Regions from separate parts of the Homo sapiens genome. Here region 1 is linked to region 2. A link is a loop called in an ENCODE intact Hi-C map of the cell type or tissue named here. Cell type or tissue: mammary epithelial cell. All regions are shown on one strand.

Region 1 (2,500 bases), 1.0 Mb after region 2:
AATTCCTAATTGCAATGGTAAAGACTTTATTAACTTCCTGAGCTATCCATGCATACTTTTTCAGTTCATGTTGGTGTTTTCCTATTGCCACACACATCAAGCTTGCTTCTCCCAAAAACAGAAATTGTAGCTGCTTGGAGAATATATTCTCATTCTAATCAGACATTTACATCTTTATTTTCTCATCTTCTGCTCCCTTCTATCCCACTACAATCTGGCTCCTGCCTCCATCTTGCTGTGTGACTCTTTCTAAGTTTATTAATGACTTCCCCATTGCTAACTTCAACAGACCTGCTTCATGCCTCAGCTGACTTAGCTCTCTGGTGCATTCAATATAGCTTACCATCTGCTTTCATGGCACTGCATTCTTGCAGTTTTCCTCTTTCCTTCTTGGCCTCCTTTGCCCACTAATTCCCTCTAAAATGTTGATAGTCCTCAAAGATGTCTCTACAATCTCTTCTCCCAGTTTCATACCCTTCACTTAACTACCATCTCTATGCCAATAACCTGCAAAGTGATGTGTCCGACTCATAGCTCTCTTCTGAGCTAAAAAACAATATGCTCAACTCTCTACTTGATTTTTCCCCTTGGTTATATCACAAGTACCTCAAAATCAACATATGTAAAACTAAATTCTTGATCTTATGCCCAAACCCATTTTTCTTCAAAGTCTTCTGTCTCTATGAATGGCATAATCAGTTTTTGCAAACCAGGTCAGAGACAGTCTTCCTCCTTCCTTACTCGTGACACCCTAAACAATGTCGAGAACCATTGATTCTTCTTTCTAAATAACTCCAGGGCAAAGCTCTCCAAATCCACTACCACCACTATAATCCAAGCCAAGATTTTCTTTTTCATGGACCACTGCAAGCTCCATCTTCCATTTTTATCCCTTTTTGATGGATTCTGCACATTATAGCCAGGGTAATCTTTTAAAACACAAACTCAATAATGTTGCTCTCCTGCTTCAAGCTTTTCAATTACTCTCAATTAGTCTTAGAATAAAATCCAAACTCTTAACCTGGCCATGCCAATAAGGCATCTGCCCTTTTTCTTCACTGTTCAGCCAAACTGACCTTTCATTTCCTCAAATCGGTCATACATCTTCCAAAGGACCATCTTCCATTTTCCACATGACCTAAGGTCCCTTGCACGTACTGTTCCCATCACACAGACTGCTCTTCCCACTCCTTTCAAATTTCAATTTAAATACAATTTCTTCTCAAATAAATACTCACTGATTCCCAAACTGTAAGCACCCCCTTCTTCCAAGCATAGAAGATCTCATTGTGCTTTTCCTTTTTAACTGTTATAACAATTATAATAAAAGGATAGATGCATGTTTCACATGCAAGAATGTCAAATCCATGAGGGCACATAAAAACGTGACAAGCACATTTCAAATAATGAGTCAGTCAGTGAATTAACGACTACAAGAATGTCAAGAACTTCCTATATGTGGGGTATGGCAACCTATGACTAACAGCCCAAATACCACATGCCTAGTGGTTTGGTGAGATCTCTCTGCATTTTCTATCAAATACAGGAGAAAAAATGTTGCTTTGTCTTCACAAGCAGGTAAGCAACAGGAGAAGATGCATGTTTTCAGTTAATTCATGCTCAAATTTAATTACTTTATCAATTAAGTGTTTTCTCCCAGCCCTCTTTATCTTCTCTCCATGACATAAGCAGCCAAGAACTCAATGAGAAAAAAGCATCCTGTTACATCAGACCCAGTCCTGGTTGGCTTAAAACAGTCTCCATCTATCCCATCTCAGCTCACCTTTATATCTCATCTACTCTACAAGTGTATACCAAAAATGTTTAAAAATCCAACTGTTGATATCAACCTTGACTCCATTCTGTTTCATCTGCTTTGACCTCCCTTATTAGTTCATTTTCATACTACTATAAAGATACTATGTGAGACTGGGTAATTTATAAAGGAAAGAGGTTTAATTCAGCCACAGTTCCGCATGTCTGGGGAGGCCTCAGGAAACTTACAATCATGGCAGAAGGTAAAGGCGAAACAAGGAAATTCTTCACATGGTGGCAGGAGAGAGAAAGAGGGGGAAATGCCACACTTTTAGACCATCGGAGCTCATGAAAACTCACTCACTGTCACAAGAACAGCATGGGGTAAACCTCCCCCATAATCCAATCACCTTCCACCAGTTTCTTCCCTCAGCACTTGGGGATTAAATTCAAGATAAGATTTGAGTGGGTACACAGCGCCAAACCATATCACCTCCTATCTCTGTTCTTACATTTTTCAGATCTCCAACTCCTGATCTGCCCTCAGTAACTCACTATCCATCTTCAGTGTCCTACTGTATCAGACCCCTTGCTCCAGTGAGTCAGGTAGCTATTTCTGTGTAGCAAATGAGTTCATATTCAAGTGGCTTACAACAAAAAAACACTTAGTATGTCTGAAGTGTCTGAAGGTTGGCTGGAGTAAATTGATTTACATTTAATTCAGCCAGAGGCAGCTGTGTTCCGC
Region 2 (2,500 bases):
ACTAGTACAGACAATCAATACTAACAATCAAGATAAATAGATCAATTCAAAATGTCAACAGAATATCACATAATGAATAGGATGAAATATGTCATCTGCTATGAATGGAGAGATCTATTAATAGTTTGGGAAATTTAGATGGGATGAATTATAAATTTATCTTGCCTCTTTATCGCAATGTAGATTTAATCAACATTCAGTAGAGCACTGGGTAAGAAACCTAAGGCTAAATTTTCATTCTCTGATTCGGGTTTACTCCAAGCCATGACTATTGTTATATTTTGTTTATCATGAGGGAGTTAAATATTTTTATTTTATTATTAAAACTAGTTTTGAAATTAGGCTTAATTTATCTACTGCTTGGTCTTGGGCAAATCATTTTTCACTTTCCTATGTTCATTTATATAACAAAACTATTGTTTACTTAGGGGCATACTATGAACTAAAGTCATTTTATATCACCTCCCCCCTCTATATTACAAAAGTATTTTCAATAATAATCATGAAATGAAACATTTTGGAGTTCTCTGAGTTCACTTCCCTATAAAATATAATGCTTATTAAAGGATACCCAATAAAAATGATGCTAATTTGAAGCTTATGCATATATTACTAAAACTTAATAGTTACTGCAGCAGTTATTTAGAACTTATATTAGAAATGAGCAAACTTTGACCAGCAGGTTACATTTGTCCAGCTGCTTATCATTGTAAATTTTATTTTTTTGAAATGACCATTTGCTTCTGTGTTGTCAAGGGCAGTTGGCAGATTTGGGCTACAACAGAGTTCAGTAGCTGTGAAAGAGCCCATAGACTGCAAAGTCTCAAATATTCACTACCTACCACTTTACAGAAAAAGTTTGCTGACTCCTAACTTAGACCAACAAAAGATTTTTAGAAGAATAGTATTTTTTCCCTGATGTTGTTTAGAATTATTATTATATGATTAAGATAAAAGGCAGATGGCTTTTAGTTATTTCTTTTTAAAACCCCCTACAGACAGTGCACCGTTTATTGCCTGATCATTCTAACCACCTCCATCCCAGTGTGTCTCCAATCAAACCTGTGTTGTTATCGTGTGTTTTATTGAATGAAGATCATACATGACAATCAAATAGGGCCTAATACGTAGTAAACCTCCCAAATTAGTGTGCCTTCTCTTTTGAGAGCGCAAAATGATAAATTATAAGGGGTGGTTGTCCAAAAAGTACAGGTAACAGAGGAACTCCAGACTGGGGATAAAATGTTGCATGTTACAGTGTATGTAGACTCTCAACATCCATAGAAACTCTTCTATTCCTTGAGGGCCAGGCCAGAATGTGTGCGTTCTAGGATGCCTCTACCTACCAAATAGTTTTTTGCCCTCTTGGTGGCACTGTGATGCCAATTGTCTATTGGTAAGTAACCTCTAACCTTGATCTGAGAGGAAAAGAAGGTTCTTGGTTCTTTATGCCTTTCCACTGTTCTACTTATCATATTTATTTATGATTTTTTTCCTTCTAATTTATCTCTTAATTTCTGAAGCCCAACGTGATTTTAATGTGAGTGGATAGAGTTTTTGGAGCTTAAGTTCATGGGGCATCATTAGCAGATAATGTGGGTTGAGTCCACACACCACATATGAATATAGCAAATCACTTTAAATCTGGATGATTGTGTGCATTCCTTTGATTTCTTTAACTCACAGCATTGTCAAATAGGTAGCAACCCAGCTATGATCCTAGTCTCTAATTAAGATATTTGAATGAGAAGAAACCTGTACTTTCCCCTCATGGGAAGGAAATTTGCCAGAGCTAGCTTAATGCTCAAAACTCATAATCATAAAGGTGATTGCTTAGTGTAACCTAAATTAAAACCCATATTCATTGTTACAAGATTACATGTTTTTCTTAATATTTTGCATTAAACATTTAACATACAGTTTTGAGGAATTACATTTCAAAATGTAATTTGGTATTTGTCGGGCCAGTTGGTAAACCTGAGCTTCATGTAATTTCTGACTTGTTATACTCTGGAGAGAAATTATATGATATCCACAAATATTCACCTCTCACATTCTTTTCTTGTGGGTATTGCTCTGATGCTAATGTGAAATGCTGTTTATCAGGAGCAAATGATTTGCGGATTCAGCTACTTCAAAAGCTTTGGTTTTATTTTTATGCATAGAACATAGCCTTCTCATTAATTTTTATTTCATTTACTAAATTTCAATAACCCTTTGAATATGTAATGACAGAGGTGAAAATAATGTCTTATCCTCCCTTATTCTTTCTTTCTGAATTTTTTTGTGACCCCAAACATAAGGCCTTAAAAACTGGTCATGTTTTATTCAATCACTTGTGTCTCTTTCTAGAATTTAAGGATCTCTGCATGCATGTCTCTTCCTCTCTTCTTTCAAGACTGTTGCAAATGGTTGATCAAATTTATATTGAGGTCATTAAAGGTATGATTTTATTTATTCCTCTTTTGAGTACACTCTGTTTTGGAGAATGAAAAATCTT

What was found. A loop is a pair of places that touch in the nucleus more often than their neighbours do. Peaks named below come from ENCODE experiments on the same cell type or tissue, not always from the same donor. Only the 100,000 strongest peaks of a DNase experiment are listed, where the experiment ranks them.
Region 1: a loop joins it to region 2, with 5 times the contacts of the local background. A loop is called at or near these places in 3 of 110 quality-filtered maps.

The regions. Positions count from the first base shown.
Region 1 is chr3:8,318,720-8,321,219 of GRCh38, forward strand. The region is part of intron 3 of LMCD1-AS1 (LMCD1 antisense RNA 1); the gene reads right to left. Among named protein-coding and RNA genes, the nearest start is that of LMCD1-AS1, 180 kb to the right of the region's middle. RefSeq lists an enhancer at 991-2,190. In mammary epithelial cell, no CTCF peak of the experiment used is centred here; a DNase peak (open chromatin) is centred at 1,442.
Region 2 is chr3:7,284,342-7,286,841 of GRCh38, forward strand. All of the region lies in intron 2 of GRM7 (glutamate metabotropic receptor 7), which reads left to right. Among named protein-coding and RNA genes, the nearest start is that of GRM7-AS1, 250 kb to the right of the region's middle. In mammary epithelial cell, a CTCF peak has its summit at 1,364 (motif pointing right); no DNase peak of the experiment used is centred here.